Linked DNA regions of Homo sapiens: region 1 is linked to region 2. A link is a loop called in an ENCODE intact Hi-C map of the cell type or tissue named here. Cell type or tissue: transverse colon. All regions are shown on one strand. Links, peaks and the distances in the headings refer to the core of each region. The heading gives the core; the rest is flanking DNA.

What was found. A loop is a pair of places that touch in the nucleus more often than their neighbours do. Peaks named below come from ENCODE experiments on the same cell type or tissue, not always from the same donor. Only the 100,000 strongest peaks of a DNase experiment are listed, where the experiment ranks them.
Region 1: it touches region 2 in a loop (5-fold over the local background); 4 of 110 quality-filtered maps call a loop at or near these places.

The regions. Positions count from the first base shown.
Region 1 is chr7:66,262,041-66,273,562 of GRCh38, forward strand. The region is part of intron 2 of TPST1 (tyrosylprotein sulfotransferase 1); the gene reads left to right. Among named protein-coding and RNA genes, the nearest start is that of TPST1, 62 kb to the left of the region's middle. In transverse colon, for the core only: no CTCF peak of the experiment used is centred there; no DNase peak of the experiment used is centred there; H3K27ac peaks cover 880 bases.
Region 2 is chr7:66,212,412-66,223,933 of GRCh38, forward strand. The region is part of intron 1 of TPST1 (tyrosylprotein sulfotransferase 1); the gene reads left to right. Among named protein-coding and RNA genes, the nearest start is that of TPST1, 13 kb to the left of the region's middle. In transverse colon, for the core only: no CTCF peak of the experiment used is centred there; no DNase peak of the experiment used is centred there.

The sequences.
Region 1 (11,522 bases), core at 3,268-8,267, 51 kb after region 2:
GCTCTCTCTGAGCCCTCCTTGGCCTCTGGAGTAATAGTATTGCTGTCCACCTGGTCAATGTGTCCTGCTGATAAGTGCTGTTGCAGTCTGTGGTCAGCAAATGGTCCAGTGGTTCTCCTTGCTTCACTGGCCTCACCTTGGCTCATGCTGACTCTGAGGTTTGGGTGTCATATTCTTTAAGCCCTGGACCTGGGCAGTAAGACAAATAGCCCTTAGTTACTGAATCTCTTTGCCTCCCCTGGGGCAAAACCCTGTCCTTCAGTGATTTTGCTAGCAGAATCCCCACCTCCCTTCCTCTTCTTTCATTGGGCATACAGAAAATTTGGGATGCCTTTTATGCCTTGTGGGAGCCAGAGAACTCTGGATAACTAAATCCATGCCCTCCTTCCTCCTAACCCTTCTATGTTGATGATTCCGCCCCCACATTTTCATTAAGGGTCATCTTGTGTAGCAGTCTCCTCCCAGAACCCCAAATGGGAGATGGATCAAAGATGCCTGTTTTTTTAGCTTTTTCTTCCATCTGCCTAGCATGTCTTTTCCCTTTTGGAACTCTATCCTGGAGAGAGGAGATGAGAACAGACTTGTGTCACTGCTGCTTCCTTCCCACTGTTCTCTTCTCCTGTCATGAAGACACCAGAAGTCTAGGCCGGGTAGACTTTCCATTTCCTCTTCCACTTTCCTTTGGGCATGATGGCAGGTGTGATACTGGGAAGGGGGAATCTGCTTGCTGATAAGGAAATGTGTGTTGGGAGATATTTTAAAAAATATAATCCTTGGCTGGGTGCGGTGGCTCATGCCTGTAATCCCAGCACTTTGGGAGGCCGAGGTGGGCAGATCACCTGAGGTCAGGAGTTCAAGACCAGCCTGGCCAACATGGTGAAACCCCATCTCTGCTAAAAATACAAAAAAATTAGCCAGGTGTGGTGGCATGTGCCTGTAGTCCCAGCTACTGGGGAGGCTGAGGTACTAGAATCGCTTGAACCTGAGTGGTGGAGGTTGCAGTGAGCCCAGATCGTGCCACTGCACTCCAGCCTGGGTGACAGAGTGAGACTCCATCTCCATAAAAAAATAAAAAATAAAAAAATAAAAAAATAAAATAAAATATTATCCTTGTTAAACAGGTTAAAGGGAAAAAGAATATTTTAGGGTAAAGGTGGGGGTGCCAGTTTAGATGGGAATTAGGGAAGGTTTCTCTGAGGACATAACACTTGAACAATTTCAAGGCTGTTTTGTAGTATTGACAAAATTTAATACTAGGATCAAGATTGCTTGTGCACAAAGCCAAAAGATGGGCTCTCTTATGCCCTCTTCTTCCCATACTGCAGTTAGTACATTCTGTTTTCTGCAGTGGTAACTCTTTCTGGCCTAATTGCTCAGTTTCTCATACTAGTCTCTGTAACACATTTATTCTGCTTATCACTATAGAGTCCTAGTATGTAGAGGCTGACAAAAACCTGAGGCAATATTTCTTCAAGCAAGCTACCGGTTTCAGAACCATCTGGAACACTTAAAATTGCTCCTCTCGAACCCACTCCAGTGTCATAATTACTAACAGTTTCATTTGGAATCTGATACTGTTGAATTTATCATATTACTTGAGGACGAGCAGTTTGTTATTGTTATCTTTTTAGCCACACAGCATTGTAAATTCTAAGTAAATGCTTGATAAATTGATTTATTAGGAAGCTAGGAGAGAGGCATTTCAAGTGGTTTAAAAAGTTTTGCTATTTGGGGGTGACATCAGCAAAAGCGGCACAGTAAAGAAGTGTAAAATTTTACCCTTCCATAAGAGCGACAGAAGAACTGGCAACACCTGTCAGAATCAACTTTTTCAGAACTCTAGAAATTAACCAAAGACTTGAAAAAAAGTGTGAAGAGTGCTCATTCACAAAAAATGGCTGAATCTTAGTAAGAATAGTGAGCTTACCCAAGCCCCATTCCCTGTTCCATGTGTCAGCTGGGGCTGAAATAACAGCCTGTGTTTCTGTACTGGAGGGAGCAGAACAGACCTCATTGTAAGTATTTGTTTTGCCTTCTTAGGTGGATCCCTGGATGAATGACTTCAAAACCTTGTCTCTATTTCTCCTGACTCAGAACTGCCCTACTTCTGAGATCGGGGAGGACAGTAGTTATCAAGAAACATTTACAGACAAATAATTTAGTCATTGCTTCCTGAATCAAGAAATAACAATGGGGGCAAACAGTAGACTAACTAAAGAGCCTAGGAGCAGAGATTGGGAATGAGATGTCTATGAGAGCTTTGAAAAGCTTCACATATTCCCAAGAATGTAGAAGGCCACATGCTTGGCAAGGACTGTATGCATGCCCAGGGAAGACTTCTACCTCTCGCTGATCTTGAGGCTCTGTGAAAGCAGGAAGTGAAGCCTAAGGCAGAGTTAGAAGCTACCTGGCTAAGTAGTGAAGGTGTATCCCAAACCTACCCAGAGCCCTTCTGCAAAGACAGACAGGTTTTTTGGTTCCAAGCATTTAAGGCAGTCTGTTCAGTTGTTAGCTGGCCATTAAGCTAACAGAATAGAGACTCCAGTGACTGCACATAACAAGGAATACAGATTTTACAGAATTAGTTTTGATAAGTCTTGAAACAAACAACTACAACAATAAGCAGCAACAAAAAATTCTGGAGAGGGGAGAGAATCTGATTCCCAGAGTTGCCACATTATAAGATTTAAAATGTCTAGTGTTTAACAAAAAAGTGTAAGATATGAAACACAACAAGAAAAAAAGCCATGAATAGAAATTGTCCCTGAGGAAGCCCAGACGTTAGAATTTCTAGACAAACACTTTATATTAGCTATTTAAAATAATTCTTCAAGAGCTAAAGAAAACCATATCTTAAACAAAACAAAACAAAACAAAAAACCCAAAAACCTAACTGAAAGTTTGAGAACAGTGTCTCACCAATTGAGAATATCAACAAAAAGATAGAAATTATGAACTAAACCAGATAGACAAGCATGGTAACTGAAATGAAAAATTTGCTTCTAGGGCCCATCAGGAGATTTGAACAGGAAGAAGAAAGAAATTTGAAGGTAGTTCTATTGACTTTATCTAATTTGAAGAACAGAAAAGGAAAAAAGTAATTAGGAAATATAAATAGAGCCTAAAGAGACCTGTGGGATACCATCAAGTGTACCAACATACACATGACAGGAATCTCAGAAGGAGAGGAGAGATGGTGGGGCAGAAGGATATTTGAAGAAATAATGGGCCAGGTGCAGTGGCTCATGCCTGTAATCCCAGAACTTTGGGAGACCAAAACAGGCAGGTCTCTTGAGCCCAAGAGTTTGAGACCAGCCTGCGCAACAGCGTGAAACCCTGTCTCTACAAAAAATACAAAAATTAACCATACGTGATGACATGTGCCTGTAGTCCCAGCTACTCAGGAGGCTGAGGTTGGAGGATCACTTAAGCCCAGGAGGCCATGGCTGCAGTGAGCTGTGATTGCACTACTGCACTGCAGACTGGACGACAGTGTGGAACCCTGTCTCAAAAAAAAAAAAAAGAAAAAAGAAAAAAAGGGAAAGGGAAGTGAAATAGTGGCTAAAACCCCAAATTTGATGGAAAAGCATGCATTTATGCATACAAGAAGCTCAGTAAACTCCAAGCAGGATAAAACCAGAGATTCACAGCTAGACACATCATAATCAAACTGTTGAAAGCCAAAGATAGAATCTTTAAAGCGGCAAGAGAAAAGCAGCTCATCATGTACAGGGTAACCTCAGTAAGATGAACAGCAGACTTCTCACCAGTAACTATGGTGCCCAGAAGGCAATGGGTTGATGTACTCACATCCCTGAAAGGAAAAAGCCCAGCAAAAACTACCATATCTGGCAAAACTCCCCTTGAGAAATGAAAGAGAAAGAAGATATTCCTCATAAACCAAAACTGTGAGAATTGTAGCTAGCAGACCTGCCTACAACAAATGCTAAGGGGAATTCTTCCAGCTGAAATCAAGATGCACTAGATGGTAACTCAAATCTGCATGAAAGAATAAAGAACATGGGTCAAGTTAACTACATCGGTTAACTTAGCACTGGCCCAAGCTGGTTCCCAGAAAAAGGAGACCGTCCAATAATCAACTGCCAGAGGACAGGAAGGATGAAACCATATTTTTCTCTCCTCTTCACTTTCAGGAGCCCTGCACATTTCCCATATTTCAGTATATAATTTTTGAGTAAATTAGCAAGGTGAGATCTTTTCACCAGTCTAATTCTACTAAAAAAAAAAAAAAGTAGGCTTAGTATTATTAGTCCATAGGGAATGCAGTTTAAAACCACAGTGAGATACCCCTCTATATTCACCAGAATGGTTAATATTAAATGAATGGACATTACAGAGTAATGGCAAGGATAATGTTGGTAGGAGTTAAACTAGTATAACCATTTGGGGAAACTATATATTATGGCTACTTAGCAAAACATGCCTAGCTTATAACCCTACAAATCCACTCCTACATATATTCACAACATAAAGAAGTTATACACTTTAAAAATTACACTAAAAGACTTACAGAAGAATATTTATAGCAGCACTATTCATAGTAATAGCTGAAAGCTAGAAATGGATCCAAGTACCTATCAACAGGGGGATGTATAAATAAAATACATTATATTCATGCAATTAGATATTACTCAGCAATAAAAAGAAGCAAACCAGTGATACATACAACATGGTTGAAGCTCAGAAATATACTAAGTGTACACAGCCAGCTGCAAATAAGTATATACTGTAGGTTTCCATTTATATGAAGTTCAAAAGTAGCTAAAACCAATCTTTTGTGATAGTAGTTAGAATAGTGGTTATTCTAGGGGGCTGACTGGGAGGCAACACAAAAGAGACTGTTGAGGGGCTAGAAATGATCACTGTCCTATCTAGGTGGTGGTTACATGGCTGTATATATAAAATTTTGAGTTACACACTTCAGACAGTGTTGCTGTTAAGATCTGTGTATACTCCATATTATGAAAGATAATTTTTAGGATCTTAAAAAAAATCTTGATTGCTCTGTCAGTGTTATTGAAATCAAGGATGTATAATATTATCAAGTTCAATCATCCTAAAAGGAAATTCAATTATAGTTTCATTTTTGTAACTGTTAAAAGCATTAAGATATAAACATGTTAAACAATTCTCCTTTGAGACATAAACATAAAAACAGGTCTACTGATGAGTCTGTTGATTACCCTATTGCATTTTAGCCAATGTTTAAATATTTGGTCATGTATGTTATTCTTGAAGTGCAGAATGTGCTTAGGGTAATTATTAGCAACATTTAACCAAATTGGTTCTGTTATTTCACGCTGGAGGACCAGAGCAGGATGAGTCAGTAAGGGGACTTTTGAGAAATGAAATGTCAGTGTTTTTGCAACCATTTGTAGGCCATAAAAAAAAAAAATCAGATTTGTTCTTACAAAGAATGCAGGACTGGCCAAACACCAAGATGTTGCTACACAGAGAGAATAAAACAACCAGAGACAAAACCACAGCAGAACTGCTTTCATCCCCAAATTGCAGAATAAGTACTGAGATATGACCGAGAAACAGGGGAGAGAAAGGGTAAACAGTGGAGGAAAGAGATTTTTTTGACCTTATGCTAACTATTAATCTGAAGCTAGAAATGCTGATTTTATCTGAAAAATTAGAGCTTTCCACAGTTATTCATTTATTCAACAAATATTTGTTAAACTTCCATTATGTACCTAGAATCATCCTGGGCGCATAAGATGGAGCAGCAGACAAAACAAAAATTCCTGCCCTTATGGAACATATATTGGGGGAGGGGGTGTGGCAGAAATGCATACACATATTGTACATGTAGCAATGAGGTTAGATTAGATGGCTACTTTTTCTCTTTCTTTCCTTCTTTCCTTCCTTTCCTTCCTTTCCTTCCTTCCTTTCGTCCTTTTTTTTTGACAGGGTTTCCATCTATCACCCAGGCTGGAGTGCAGTGGTACAGTCTTGGCTCACTGCAACCTCCTCCTCTCGGGCTGAAGTGATTCTCCTACCTCAGCCTCCCAAGTAGCTGGGATTACAGGCATGTGCCACCACGCCCAGCTAATTTTTATATTTTTAGTAGAGATGAGGTTTTGCCATGTTGCCCAGGCTGGTCTTGAACTCCTGACCTCAAGTGATCCACCCACCTCAGCCTCTCAAAGTGCTGGGATTACAGGTGTGAGCCACTGCACCCGGCCAAGGTGGCTACTTTTTAAAATATGCCATAGTTTAGCCTTCAACTATATATGCCTTATGGAACCTCCAGTTTAATGCTGCTGTTGATACCCCTCTTAGATTTTCTAATGAGACCTTCCTCAGCACTTTAATAATGAAATCTACTATATGACTCAAGGTTGATGTGTCTTACTCAGTGGCAAAGAACAGAATAAGAAATAGATCCAAACATATCGGAATTTAAGACAGTGGAATGATATCTTACAGAAAGGAGTCAGGGTATTGGGTCCTAAAATCAACACAGATCAAAGCTGAAATTAATAAAATAGAGAAAAATAGAATAGGATAAATAAAAACCAAAATCAATTCTTTGGGATGGTCAGTAGAAATGTAAACCCTTTGCAATATTGATGAAAATAAAAGTGAATATGTATCATAAAGGATGAGGAAAGAGAAATAATCACAACTGTAAACGATTTTTTTTTTTTTGAGACAGAATCTTACTCTGTTGCCCAGGCTGGAGTGCCTGGCTCACTGCAACCTCTGCCTCTCAGGTTCAATTGATTCTCCTGCCTTAGCCTCCTGAGTAGCTGGGATTACAGGCACGCGCCACCACGCCTAGCTAATTTTTGTATTTTTAGTAGAGACAGGATTTCACCATGTTGGCCAGGCTGAACTCCTGACTTCAGGTGATCCGCCTGCCTTGGCCTCCCAAAGTGCTGAGGTTACAGGGCGTGAGCCACCACGCCCGGCCTATAAAAGACATTTTTAAAAAATGATAGGAGAATACAAGAAAGTACATTTGTAATACATTTGAAAGTCTAGAAACAGTGGCTGATTTTTGAAGATAGATGGAGAGCTTCAGTAGGTTGATTAGCACCAAAGAGATTAAACGGTGATTAAGAGATATCATTTAAAAAGGAAGAGATGATACACAACTGAATTATTTCTAATCAGTGGAGAACAGATGAGTCCGATGCTATTTAAGCTATTTTAGTAGATGGAAAACTCCCCATTCATTTTCCAAAGCTATGATTTAATGTCAGAACCCAATAGAAATTACATAAAAGAAAACTTTAGATTAGTTTTCTTATGCATGCAGATGCTAAAACCATAAATAAAATACCAGTAAATAGAATTCAGCAGTGTAGCAAAAACTGATCAGCTATTATGACCAAATAGTTTTTATTTCAGCAACAAAAGAATAGTTCACTACTAGAAAAATCTGTCAACAGAATGTACTACATCAATAAATTAAAGGAGAAAACCATATGATCATATCATTCAGTGCTGAAAAGGCTCTGGGTACAATTCAGTTGTCATTCATAATAAAAGCTCTTAAGAAGGAACAGGAAAAACACTACCTAGATATAGTAAAGACTGCACTCAACATGTTTTTACTAAGCATCCATTATATGCCCAGTAATATTCCAGCAGTTAACAGACAAAACATTTAGAGCCATCTCATTTTTTAAAAAAGAAGGAGTTGAATGTTTAGTTTGTCAGATGGTAATAAGCGCTTTGAAATAAGAAATAAAGCAGGGAATAGGAGGTTGCCAAGAGCTGGGATGTAGGAATTGTCAGGGAAGGACTCATTGGTAAGGTGATATTTGAGTAGAGAACTGTAGGAGAGCAAGTCAACAAAGCAGGCAAAAATTCCAGCCATCATGTATCCTACGGTCTCATGGTGGGGGAGGGGGCAATACAAAAAACATGATAAAAACATATAGCATATTAGAAGGTTATAGTGGAAAAAAGGAAAAACAGAGGAAAGTAAAGGGGACCAGGGCCCAGAGGATTTTGAAGGTCAGATTATAAAGTTAGTAGTCTCATTGAGAAGGTGATATCTGAGCAAAGTCTCAAAGGAGGTGAGGGAGTTAGCCAAGTAGATATTACAGGAAGGAGTGCTCCAGGCAGAGAGAAGAGTCACAGTAAAGTAGCTATCAAGAGACCACGCCTGGCCTAGTCAAGGACCTACAAAGATGTCAATAGGACTGGAGTAGAGTGAACAAGGGAGTGTGTGAAGGTCAGGTTATTTTATGTGGGACCTTGTAGACCACTGGAAGGACTATTTTAAAAATTACCTTAATGAATTTTTATAAGGCAAACACTCTTATAACTATTACCCATGTTAAGAAATAGAACCATATCAGTCAGTCCAGAAGCTTTTTCATGTACCCTATCCCAAACTAAGTCCCCTCCTCTTCTCCCAAACTATCCACTATTTTGGCACCTTTAGAAATCACTTACTCTGCTTCTTTATACTTTTATTACCCAAATGTGCATTTAGACATTGTAGCTTATTCTTACTCATTAAAAATAATTTGACAAGTCTTCTCTTTTAATCGACAGATTTCCAAGTGATCCATTCCTTTCTTTACCATACACTATTTTTTGAAGAACCCAAGCTATTTAGCCTGTAAAGTTATTCACAATCTGAATTTTGCTGATTGGAAAATTGTGCAGTTTTGCAATCGAACTGCTGATTATCCAGCATGTTCTTCTGAATTCTCTACTTCCTGTAAATTGATCGCTGAGCCCAGAGGCTTAATCACACTCAAGGTCTTATTTGGTGAGGCTATATACATTATGTGTGGTTGTCATTTTTCTTGTGATTTTAGCAGCCATTGATCCTCAGTGCCTAGATTCATCAATTTGTTGACTATTGTAAAGTGCTGATATTCTAATTCTGATCTCTTTTCTACATCTTACTTGGAACAATTTTATGAAGAGACATATCCTTGCCTCTATATTTTTTGGTTGCCCAGGGTTACAGCTTTTCATATACAAAAAGCATAATAAATACTTGATTCTTTTGCTTTTTTGGGGCCAGTTTTCAAGATAATGGTTTGGTTCCTTTTCATCTTCCCAAGAGACCAATTTTATATGTTTCTATCTGTTGCAATTAGCATTTTTATTGAGTTCAAATTGTTCCTTCTCTGGCCACTAGATGCTTCTACACATTGCCTCCTGAGTACTTTTGCTGTGACCTCAGTTGTGTCTGATAGCTTCCTTGCTACCTGGTATGATAACATCTGGTGTGACAAGATAGTACATGCTCAGCTGAGCTTAGTGATCAGCTGGGACTACAGGTGCCCGCCGCCACGCCCGGCTAATTTTTGTATTTTTAGTAGAGACGGGGTTTCACCCTGTTAGCCAGGATCATCTTGATCTCCTGATCTCGTGATCTGCCCGCCTCAGCTTCCCAGAGTGCTGGGATTACAGGCGTGAGCCACCGTGCCTGGCTTGTTTATTTTATATCAGTGCAAGTTGGTACCCTTTGACCTACATCTCCCCATTTCCTCCCATTTCTGCCCCTGGTAACCACCATCCTACTCTGCTTTGATGTGTTTTACTTTTTTAGATTCTGCATATAAGTGAGATCATACAGTATTTGTCTTTCTGTGTCTAATTTATTTCACTTAGCATAATGTCCTCCAGGTTTATCCATGTTGTTACAAATGGCAGTGTCTCCTTTTTAAAGGCTGCATAATATTTCATTGTGAGTATATATTAATCCATATATATGTATATATCCATATCCATATCGTATATGTATCACCATTTCTTTAGCCATTCATCCCTACATTTTAGGATTTTTTTTTTTCATTTTAGGACATTTTCAAAGGATTGTAAAAATTCTAAAAAGAGAATACGCAACAGATTATTCTTTGGATTATAGAGCCTAAACTATTTGCTGTCTAGTCTTTTACAGAAAAAATTTGCTGACATACACTCTAGTAGATTCTTCAGAAAGTGTCTGTGGGAACAATATTCTCTGAGTTTGTAACTTTGATAACAGCTGCTCTGTGCCTTTTATACTTTTACAAGTCATTTTTCCTGGATGTAAGATTCTTGGCTTATTTTTCTTCCATATGTATATTAAATAGATTGTTCAATTTCTTCTGGGGGAAAAAAGTATTGATATTCTACAAGAAAAGAAAATTAGAAGCCAGTATTTCTGGTGAATATAGATGCAAAAATCCTCAACAAAATATTAGGAAACAAAATTCATCAGCACATTTATAAGGATCATTCACCATAATCAAATGGGACTTATATTTGGGATACAAAGGTGATTCAAAATAATGCAAATTAATAAATGCGATATACCACATTTACAGAATGAAGGACAAAAATCGTATGATCACCTCAATAGATGCAGAAAAGGCATTTGACAAAATTCAGCATCTTTTCATGATAAAAACTCTCAACCAAATTAGATACAGAAGGAAGGTATGTCAACACAATAAAGACTATCATAAGCCCACAGCTGACATCATCCTCAGTGGTGAAAAGTTGAAAGCTTTTCCTGCAAGATCAGGAACAAGACAGAATACCCACTCTCACCCCAATTCTTTTTTTTTTTTTTTTTCTGAGACATGGTTTCACTCTGTTGCCCAGGTTGGAAGGCAGTAGTGCAATCACAGCTCACTGCACCTCCTCCTCCGGGCTCAAGCAATCCTTCCACCTCAGCCTCCCAAGTAGCTGGGACTACAGGCACATACCCTCATGCCTGGCTAATTTTTGTATATTTTATAGAGTTGGGGTTTTGCCATGTTGCCCAGGCTAGTCTTAAACTCCTAGGCTCAAGCAGTCCACTCACCTTGCCCTCCTAAAGTGCTGGGATTACGGGTGTGAGCCACTGTGCTTGGCCTTACTCTCACCACTTCTGTTCAGTACAGTACTGGAGTCCTAGCCAGAGCAATTAAGCAAGAGACAGAAATAAAAGGCATCCACATCAGAAAGGAAGAAACTAAATTGTCTCTGTTTGCTGATGACATGATCTTACATATAGAAAGTCCTAAAGACTCCACCAAAAATTGTTAGAACTAGTTAATGAATTCAGTAAAATTTCAAGATACAAAGTCAACATTCAAAAATCAGTAGTGTTTCTATACACTAACAATGAACTGTCCAAAAAAGAAATGATGAAAACAATCTCATTCACAATAGCTACCAAAAAAAAGACTTATGAATAAATTTAAAATTTAATCAAGGAGGTGAAAGACTTGTACACTAAGAACTATAAAACACTGATGAAAGAAACTGAACACACTAATAAATGGAAACATATCCTGTATTCGTGGATTGGAATATTGTTTAAATGGCCACACTACCTAAAATGATCTATAGATTTCAATACAATCCCTATCAAAATTTCAATGACATTTTCACAGAAATAGAAAAAGCACTTGTAAAATTTATGTAGAACTACAAAAAGCCCCAAATAGTCAAAGCAATCTTGATAGAAAAGAACAAAGCTGGATGCATCACAGTATTTGACTTCAAAATATACTGTAAAGCTATAGTAATCAGAATAGCATGGTACT
Region 2 (11,522 bases), core at 2,327-7,326:
GCACCTGTGATTGCTCATATATTGATATCAGTGTATTTTCTTTTCTTTTTTCTTTTTTTTTTTTTTGAGACAGAGTCCTACTCTGTCGCCCAGGCTGGAGTGCAATGATATGATCTCGGCTCACTGCAACCTTCGTTTCCCGGGTTCAAGAGATTCTCCTGCCTCAGCCTCCCAAGTAGCTGGCATTACAGGCTCCCGCTACCAGGCCCAGCTAATTTTTGTATTTTTAGTAGAGACGGGGTTTCACCATGTTGGCCAGGCTGGTCTCGAACGCCTGACCTCAAGTGATTCCCCCACCTTGGCCTCCCAAAGTGCTGAGGTGTGAGCCACTGCGCCCGACCTCAGTGCATTTTCTATTTTCTGATTTCTCAGGGCTTAGATATAAACCATGGAATCTTTTGTTCTTTGTTTTTTCTTAAGATTTTGTCAGCTGTTTCTTTTTATAGGATTTGTGGTTGACAGTTCTTTGCTTTTAACATTTGAGAAATGTTGAGAAACTTTTTTCAGATAAGAAACCCTGTCATTAGAATTCATTTTCTTATAGGTAACATCCTTTCTCCCCAACTGCTTTAGAGGTTTTTTCTTTGTCTTTAGTTTTCAGAAGTTAAATTATGATGTGTCTGCACGAATTTCTTTGGGTTTTTCTGTTTGGAGTTCTCTTAATTTCTTGAGCTGCAGATTTGTCTTTTACCACATCTGAGAAGTTTTCAGTCACTTCTTAGAATAATTTTTCAGTACCACTCTCTGTCTCCTTTCATTCTGTGACTGAATGTTAGATCTTTTGTTACTGTCTCACAGGACGTAAGGCACTATTTTCTTTTAATTTTTTTCCAGTCTTATTTTTTTGTCTGTTGTTTAGATTGGGTAATTCTTGTTTCAAGTTTATTGATTCTTACCTGTGTTATATTCATTCTGCTGTTGAGCTAACCCACCGAGTTATTATTTTGGTTGTTTTTCAGTTCTATAATTTTTATTGGGTTTTTTGTCTATTCTACTTCTTTGGTGAGATTTTCTATTTTGTCATTTGTTTAAAGAGTGTATGTAATGGCTTGTTAAACAATAGGCTGGGCGCGGTGGCTCACGCCTGTAATCCCAGCACTTTGGGAGGCCGAGGCGGGCAGATCACGAGGTCGGGAGATCGAGACCATCCTGGCTAACACGGTGAAACCTCGTCTCTACTAAAAATAAAAAAAATTAGCCAGGCTTGGTGGCGGGTGCCTGTAGTCCCAGCTACTTGGGAGGCTGAGGCGCGAACCCAGGAGGCGGAGCTTGCAGTGAGCGGAGATCGTGCCACTGCACTCCAGCCTGGGAGACAGAGTGAGACTCCATCTCAAAAAAAAAAAAAAAAGAATAATGGCTACTTTAAAATCTCTGTCAGATCATTCCAACATCTGATTCATCCTGTTGTTGGCATCTGTTAATTGTCTTTTCTCATTCAAATTGTGGTTTTCCTGGTTCTTGCTACGATGAATGACTTTTGACTGTATCTTGGACATTTTGGATATTAGGAGTTATAGATCATATTTAAACTTTATGTTTTAGTAGACAGTCACCTGAGAAGGAGCATGTAGCTCCCAGCCTGCCTTTTGTTTCATAACAGCTTTATTGAGATATAATTCACATGCCACATGTTCAACCATTTAAAGTGTAAAATTCATTTACTTTTAGTATATTCATATAGTTGTACATCATTACCACAATCAATTTTAGAACATTTTTACTACCCACAAAAAAACCATACCACACACTCCTTAGCCATTATCCTCAACTCTCCTACTCTTCATCCTCTCCATCCCTAGGCAACCACTAATCTATTTTCTGTCTTTATAGATTCATATTATATAGAATAGAAATATCTATTTTGAGCACATAATAAAGACAATCATATATAATATTGTCCTCCTTTATTTCATTTTTAGAGTAATATATACTATTACCCTATATTAACTATTAATATTTACTAATTTTTTTGTAATTTTAAAGTATTTATAAGTATAAATATAAATTATATTTATTTATAAATAGTGAGCTGCAATTTATTTTTGTAGTGTTTTTGGTTTCAAAATCCAACTAAAATTGGCTGTATATGTAATGAGTTCGGAAGTGTCGTTAAGAATTGGTGTTGCTGGTGCAGTGACTGATGCCTGTAATTCCAGCACTTTGGGAGGCTAAGGCAGGCAGATTGCTTGAGCCCAGGGGTTCAAGACCAGCCTGGGTAACATGATGAAAGCCCGTCTCTATAAAAAAATATGAAAATTAGCATGGCATGGCGGCACACACCTGTAGTACCAGCTGCTTGGGAGGCTGAGGCAGGAGGATCTCTTGAACCTGGGAGGGGAGGCGAGATCCTGCCACTGCACTCCAGCCTGGGCGACAGTGTGAGACCCTGCCTAAAAAAAAAGCCACCAACAAAAATATATATATAAATATATAATATGCATTTAATATGTTTTTAAATATGTATTATATATTTATATGTATATTTTTATTGGTTAAAATATATATTTTTATAGATATACATTTTATATAATATATATTATATATTACACTAAATAATTTATAAGATATATGCATTAACTATATAAATATTAATATGTTTTAAATATATATTTAATATATTAATCTATATTATATTAAATATATTTATATATATATGTTTTTTGAGATGGAGTCTCTCTCTGTCACCAGGTTGGAGTGCAGTGGCGCGATCTTGGCTCACTGCAACCTCCGCCTCCCGGGTTCAAGCCATTCTCCTGCCTCAGCCTCCTGAGTAGCTGGAACTACAGGCACGTGCCACCAAGCCCGGCTAATTTTTGTATTTTTAGTAGAGACGGGGTTTCACCATGTTGGCCAGGATGGTCTCCATCTCTTGACCTCATGATCTGCCCACCTCAACCTCCCCTCCCAAAGTGTTAGGATTACAGGTGTGAGCCACCATACCTGACCCTAATATTATATATATGTATATATATATATTTTTTGAGATGCAGCCTTGCTCTGTCGCCCAGGCTGGAGTGAAGTGGCGCGATCTCGGCTCGCTGCAAGCTCTGCCTCCTGGGTTCACACGATTCTCCTTCCTCAGCCTCCTGAGTAGCTGGGACTACAGGTGCCTGCCACCACGCCCAGCTAATTTTTTGTATTTTTAGTAGAGATGGGGTTTCACCATGTTAGCCAGGATGGTCTCGATCTCCTGACCTCGTGATCCGCCCGCGTCGGCCTCCAAAGTGCTGGGATTACAGGCGTGAGCCACCGCGCCCAGCCTCCTAATATATATTTTTAAGAAGAATTAGTGTCAATTTTTTTTTTTAACTTTTGATAGAATTTACTAGTGAAGCCATCTTGTCCTGGTTTTTCTTTTTCTTTCTTTTTTTTTTTTTTTGAGACGGAGTCTCGCTTTGTCGCCCAGGCTGGAGTGCAGTGGCACGATCTCGGCTCACTGCAAGCTCCACCTCCTGGGTTCACGCCATTCTCCTGCCTCGGCCTCCCAAGTAGCTGGGACTACAGGCGCCCGCCACGACGGCTGGCTAATTTTTGTATTTTTAGTAGAGACGGGGTTTCACCGTGTTAGCCAGGATGGTCTGGATCTCCTGACCTTGTGATCCGCCCGCCTTGGCCTCCCAAAGTGCTGGGATGTGAGCCACCGCGCCCGGCCAATGTCCTGGTTTTTCTTTGTGGAAAATTTTAAATTACTCTTTCACTTGCTTTGTTATAGATTTATTCAGATTTTTAATATTTTCTTGAGTCAGTATTAGTAGTTTGTATCTTTTAGAAATTTGTCCATTTTATCTAGATTACTTTGTTGGATTATGCTTGTTTATGATCACTTTTATTTTTGTAGGGTTGGTAGTTACGTCTCCTTTTCATTACTGATTTTCATAATTTGAGTCTTCTCTCTTTTGTTATTGGTCGGTCTAGCTAAAAGATTGTTAATTTTGCTGATCTTTTCAAAGAACCAGTTTTTGGTTTTGTTGATTTTCTCTGTTCTATTTTCTGTTTTATTTATTTCACTGTAGTCTTTATTATTTCCTTCTTTCTGATGGTTTTGGTCTTGTTTGCTCTTTTTCTTTTTTTTTTTTGAGACGGAGTCTTGCTCTGTCGCCCAGGCTGGAGTGTAGTGGCGCGATCTTGGCTCACTGCAGCCTCCACCTCCCAGGTTCAAGTGATTCTCCTGCCTCGGCCTCCCGAGTAGCTGGGATTACAGGTGCCTGCCACCACGCCCAGCTAATTTTTGTATTTTTAGTAGAGACGAAGTTTCACCATGTTAGCCAGGATGGTCTCAATCTCCTGACCTCGTGATCTGCGTGCCTCAGCCTCCCAAAGTGCTGGGATTACAGGCGTAAGCCATTGCACCCAGCCCTGTTTGCTCTTTTTCTAGTTTCTTAAGGGAGAAAGTTAGGTTGTTGATTTGCAATCTTTTTTAATACAGGTGTTTACGCTATAAATTCCCTCATAGCACTGCTTTTGCTGCATCCCATGAGTTTTGTACTTTCAACTCAAAGTATTTTGTAATATTCCTAATGTTTTCTTTTTTTGCTCATTGGTTATTTAGGAGGGTGGTATTTCATTTCCACATATTTGTAAATTTCCCAAACTTTTTTTTTGGTTATTGTTTTTTAATTTTATTTCATTTTGGTCAGAGAATATACTTTATATGTTTTCAGTGGTTTAAATATATTGGGACTTGTTCGAAAGCCTAACACATGGTCTATCCTAGAGAAAGTTCCATGTCATTTGAGAACAATATATATTTTGCCATTGTTGCTTGGAGGCTTGTATAGATATTTGTTAGATCTAGTTGATTTGTAGTATTGTAGTCTTCTATTTCCTTGCTGATATTTTGTCTAGTTGCTTTATCCATTAGTGAAAGTGGGATAGTGAGGCCTCCAACTGTTATTGTTAAATTGTCTATTTCTCACTTGAATTCTGTCAGTTTTTGCTTCATGTATTTTAGGGCTCTGTTGTTATTTGCATATATGTTTATAATTGTATTTTTTTGATGAATTGTTGGATTTTCCCTCTTATAAAATGTCTTTTTTGTCTCTTTTGTGGTAACAATTTTTGTCTTAAAGTGCATTGTATCTGACATTGTATAGTTTGCTGTTTGCATGATATATCTTTTCCCTTTGTTTTGCTTTCAGCCTGTTTGGTCTTTGAATCTAACACATCATTTATTTATTTATTTGTTTGTTTGTTTGTTTGTTTGAGATGGAGTCTTGCTCTGTCGCCCAGGCTGGAGTGCACTGGTGTGATCTCGGCTCTGCCTCCTGGGTTCAAGCAATTCTCCTGTCTCAGCCTCCCGAGTAGCTGGGACTACAGGCGTGTGCCACCATGCCTGGCTAATTTTTTGTATTTTTAGTAGAGGTGGGGTTTCACCATGTTGACCAGGATGGTTTTGATCTCCTGACTTTGTGATCCGCCCGCCTCGGCCTCGCAGAGTGCTGGGATTACAGGTGTGAGCCACCGCGCCTGGCCTTTTTCTTTTTTTTGAGATGGAGTCTGACCCTGTCGCCCAGGCTGGAGTGAAGTGGTACGATCTTGGCTCACTGTAACCTCTGCCTCCCGGATTCAAGCAATTCTCCTGCCTCAGCCTCCTGAGTAGCTGCGATTACAGGCACCCACCACCATGCCCAGATAATTTTTGTGTTTTATTAGAGACAAGGTGTCACCATGTTGGTCAGGCTGGTCTCAAACCCCTGACCTCAAGTGATCTGCCCGCCTTGGCCTCCCAACATGCTGGGATTATAGGTGTGAGCCACTGTACCCGGTCCCCCTTAAGATTCATTCTAATGTCATTTTCTTCGTGTAGCCTTTTCTGAGCCTATGGATGTGATCCTTCCTTGAAATGCCTGTATGTCTTTGTTCATGCCTTTTGTATGCTCTTTTTATTATTTTATCATGGCATATATGGTTAGTTTCTTTTCTTCTCTCCTTGCTAAGCTACTAGTTCTTTGAAGGCAGATGATAAATCATACTCATTTATATGCTCATTTAATGTATGTAACATTTAATTGAAATGTATGAGTAAGAATTTTCTACCCTGTAAAAATTAAATAACAGTACATGGTTGTACATGTGATATGTTTTTATAATTATTGGAAAGGTATAACAAGACAATGAAAGTTCAGTTTTGCCCACAGAAATTGCTATTATAGGGCTGGGCGCGGTGGCTCACGCCTGTAATCCCAGCACTTTGGGAGGCTGAGGCGGGGAGATCACAAGGTCAGGATATCAAGACCATTCTGGCTAACACAGGTGAAACCCCATCTCTACTAAAAATGCAAAAACGTTAGCTGGGTGTGGTGGCGGGCGCCTGTAGTCCCAGCTACTTGGGTGTCTGAGGCAGGAGAACGGCATGAACTTGGGAGGTGGAGCTTGCAGTGAGCTGCGATTGCACCACTGCACTCCAGCCTGGGTGACAGAGCAAGACTCCATCTCAAAAAAAAAAAAAATTGTTATTATAGTGTTTTATTTTATTTTATTTTATTTTGAGGCAGAGTCTGGCTCTGTCATCTAGGCTGGAGTGCAGTGGCGCAATCTCAGCTCACAGCAACCTCTGCCTCCCCGGTTTAAGCAATTCTTTTGCCTCAGCCTCTTGAGTAGCTGGGACTTCAGGCATGTACCACCACGCCTGGCTAATTTTTTTTTTTTTTTTTTTTTGGTATTTTTAGTAGAGACAGGGTTTTGCCATGTTGGCCATGCTGGTCTCGAACTCCTGACCTCAAGTGATCCACCCGCTTCAGCCTCCCAGAGTGCTGGGATTACAGGCATGAGCCACTGCACCTGGCCATAGCAGTGGTTTCTGATCAAATATTTGATGCCCAGCTTTTCATAGAGAACATCACAAAATTCCAGCTCCAAGTAATTTTGGGCTAGAGGCATAATTTCCCACAACAAACATGGGAAACCTACTTTCATATGAGAGTGACTAGGCTAAAGCAAAACTAAACTGGAAAATATACAGGAAAGGTAGAGCTATTTGCCAGGCTACTTTCTAGCCTCCGTATATATCTGTTATTTCTTGAGTCCAAATCTAGTTCTCCATTCTTAATCTCTCCCAGATGAAATCTTCAGGGACTTGCAGAAAGTGTGCAAATATGCATCCTGCTCATTTTTATAAGTAAAGCATAATGGCTACATGGATTTATAGTTTTCTTCTGTCATTCTAATTAGATCTGAGGTGGTCATGATAGGACAATTCTGGAGAAAATACAGTTCAAAAGCTGAGTATATTTTTAAAAACTATTTGCTAATGAAAGCCTTATAAATAATAGCAGATGGTCTTAAATTTACTTCATTTGCACCATAATTGTTGCATACCTGGCTTTTTGTTCATGCCAAGCCTAATAATGACTGGGACGTACCATGGTATACAGTCAGACCTGGGTTCCAGCTTGGCAAATAATTTGCCATGTAGCAGTATATTAAGGAAGTTTTTTATTCCTTCTGGGCCTCAGTTTCCTTATGTGTAAAATTCTAGAACAGAAATGTTCCTTTACCTTATTTTTCGTTGCAGCAATGTAAGGGATTGCAAAAAAGATTTTGATTCATTCATCAACAAGAGTGCAAAGTGATGATAGAGGCAGATGAAATAGACTGATCAATAAAGGGAGTGGATTAGAAGAGCAAGGGTCAAAGGAAAAAAAAAGGAGGTGAACTCTGTATTTTTAGTTTTTTTTAAATGTAGTCAAACCATATTATAACACTGGAACCAGAAGAAAAAAGTAATGTTCTAATCCTAGGAAAGCATTAGCTGTCTGGGCTTTTATTGAGAAAGTTTTAGCAGGATCAGTCAATGCACATTTATCAAGTGCTCAATATGCTTGTAGTATATTGTTATATACTATGGAGAAACTGAAAAAGATAAGATATAGTCAATATGTCCCAAGAACTCACAACTAATTATACTTATAGAATCTAATTACAGCCATAATTACCTTATTGGCAATCTAAAATTCATTAATTCATTCAAAAGGCTCTAGTTTCAAGGAGCTCACAGCCTACTGGAAAAACAGACAAAGTAACCATGTAGTGTGAGATGTGATATAGGGTAAATACAAGGGCACTAGGAAGGACACCTGTGTCGTATGTGGCAGAGAGCTTTCAGGAAAGCTGCGCAGGAAAGATGGCATTAAAGTGGAATGTTGAAGGATGAGTGAGAGTCATCAGGCAGAGAGACACGCAAAAGCTGCAGTGCATGCGGAGGCTCAAACAAGGAAGGGATGCTTCAGGTGGATGACAGTGGCACTGGGTGAGTGTGTGGGGGTGGTGGGTGGGTGGGTGGTGAAACAGGCTGGGGAGCAGACAAGGGCTGGGTCAGGAACGGCCTTGTACTAACGTTATGGTGAGGACTTAATTTTTTTGAAAAAAGTAGAAAGTTGTGGAAGAGGTTTAAGCAAGGGAGCATCATAAGTATATTTGCATTTTAGAAAGGTCGTTCCTGGCTGGGAGCGGTGGCTAACACCTGTAATCCCAATGTTTTGGGAGGCCAAGGTGGGTAGATCACCTGAGGTCAGGAGTTTGAGACCAGACTGGACAACATGGTGAAACCCCGTCTCTACTAAAAATGCAAAAATTAGCTGGGTGTGGTGGCACATGCCTGTAATCCCAGCTACTCGGGAGGCTGAGGCAGGAGAATTGCTTGAACCTGGGAGGTGGAGGTTGCAGTGAGCCGAGATTGTGCCACTGCACTCCAGCCTGGGCAACAGAGTGAGACTCCGTCTTAAAAAAAAAAAAAAGCTAATTCCTGAGACAAGTTAGTGATTCAACTGATGGAAAGAAGTCAGAACTCAGACCATTTAGGAGGCTGTGGAGTTCATATGAGAAAGGAAGAGGGTGAGGATTAAACTGATTTTTTTTCCGTAATTATCAGCAGGGAAAAAAATTGAGGGAAATCAAGTAAAGGGAGATGAAGGAGGAAGAATTGACGGGACTTTACCAGTTACTCATGGAGAGGTTAAGGGAGAAACTACATAAAGGTTCCCTGGTTTTAAGCTTGAGAATCAGAGAGAAAGTGGTTCATTGACCAATGGAGGAAAGGGAAGAGTAAAAGAGATTTACTAGGGAAGGTAGGTTCCATTTAGTGTTCGTTGAGTGTAACATGCCGGTGAACATCCAGATAGAATTGTCCCTTAGCCTTTAAATGATCAAGTCTGAGATTGGGATAGAAGTCTTGGTTGCAAATCGATTTGAATCATTACAGTGTAAGTGAGAGCTGGCTGCAGATGAAGCAGGGTGAGTGTAGGAGTGTGAGTAAGGGAATGCAGTGCTGTAAATTAATCTTTGGTCACTGCTTTGTGATGTTGCTTTTGAAACATAAGTTTGAATACAGAGTTGACTTTTTAAAATCTGGGCTTTTCTTTTTAGTGTCATTGATTACTGTTAGTATTCTAACAGTTAATATCTGTAGGACTCTTTCTTTCCAAAGACTTGGAAAACTGTTTTTCCTCTCTGCTATGAATTTTGTAATTATTTTATTGATTGCAGAATATCTTTTTGAGGCAATGATTGAAATTGCAAAGTTTTTTTCATCAGTTCCAGATTACTTTCTTTCTGTTTATTCATAGTTCCTTGTTTCATTTTCGATGTTTATTTGTTGACTATTTGCTTTATATCAGATGACTTTATAGGTATTTTAAGGGGATTTAAGAAAGATATCACTAGTTACCTATTCGTCTATAAATTCCTTGCTTAGGCCAAGTGTGGTGGCTCACGCCTGTAATCCCAGCACTTTGGGAGGCCGAGGCAGGTGGATCACAAGGTCAGGAGATTGAGACCATCCTGGCTAACACGGTGAAACCCTGTTATTAAAAAATACAAAAAAAGAATTAGCTGGGCGTGGTGGCAGGCACCTGTAGTCCCAGCTACTGGGGAGGCTGAGGCAGGAGAATGGCATGAACCCCGGGAGGTGGAGCTTGCAGTGAGCTGAGATCGTGCCACTGCACTCCAGCCTGGGCCACAGAGTGAGACTCCGTTTCAAAAAAAAAAAAAAAATTTCCTTGCTTTGTATTTTATCTGGTGTTCATGTATCTGCTGCATATTAAATAATGAATGGGTTTTAATTTGTGATTTAAAGGAACTTAAATAGTCTAGTGAGGTAAACTAACCACAATACAGTGGTATGTGTGCTTTGAGGTTACAGAAGAGGGAACAATTGATTTTTGTGCAGGAAAGACGAAAAAAGGCAGTCAGGGACAGGTTGACTGAGGAGATATGTGTAAAAGAGAGAAAGCGGCATGGTACTGGAGGCAGCACCATGAGCAGAGGCCAGGCGTGGAGGGGTCTGATGTCAATGGGGAATGATTCTCAGGGGGTCAGGCTGCATGGGAGGAGTGCTGGGAGGTGAAGGTAAAGGTGGAAGATGAGCAGGAGACAGTGAAGGAAGGGTGCCCTGGGCCCCTGTTCTTTAAAAGCCCCTTCACATGTTTCCATGTGATTGCCCCAGCAGTGCTGTGAGAGAGAACTTGCAGGTGTCCCTTTTTCCTTTGCATTTTGTCTCCAGTCTGTCTTCTTCCTTTTGTAATTTCTACTCTAATTACTTGTGAAGAAGGGTTTGATTATCATTATCTCTATTTTGTGGATGACAGAACTGAAGCTTAATGATTTATCTAGTGCCATGTGACTAAGAAAAAACTGATTCCAGACTAGAGCCCAGGTCTTCTGACTCTAATACACCAGGCTTCTTTTACATTAATTCAATGCCATCTTCTCTTCTACTTTTTCTATTCAGTTACTTTTCATTCTAAAGGTTATGAGGGGCTGGGTGTGGTGGTTCATGTTTGTAATTCCAGCACTTTGGGAGGCTGATGTGGGAGGATCACTTGAGGCCAGGGGTTCAAGACCAGCCTGGGCATCATAAGGAGGCCTTGTCTCTACAAAAAAGAAAGAAAGAAAGAAACAAAAAATTAGCCAGGTATGGTTTGCATGCCCCTGCAGTCCCAGCTACTTAGGAGGCTGAGGTGGGAGGATCACTTGAGCCCAGGAGTTGGAGGCTGCAGTGAGCTATATGCCATTGCACTCCAGCCTGGGTGACAGAGTAAGACCCTGTCTCAAAAAAAAAAAAAAAAAAAAAAAAGTTACAAGTTTGGTAGAAAAATGGCATAAACTTGAGTTACCGAATAAGAATATATAATTTGAAGAAATTTGCTTTCTTTGTTCCTCATCATGGGTGGTCTAAACAGATTATAAACATGAACTTGATGAATCTAAAAGATAAATAGTTTAGCCAACAATGATTTCCTGATTTATAGGTCTGAGAAGTTTGGAACTTGGTAACTTCAATTTTTTATTTTGTTTTATTTCATTTTAACTCTTTATTATGAAAAATTTCAAACATATCCAAAATAGAGACTGCTATATTGAGCCCTCAAGTGCCCATCACTCAGCTTCAACAGTGAGCTCATAGCAGTCTAATTTCATATATACCCTCCACACATTCCTGCTCTCAGATATTTCTGAAGCAAAGCCGAGACATCATTTCATTTAACTTGAACCTTTACAGATGTTTTGCTTTAGTTTAACTTGTG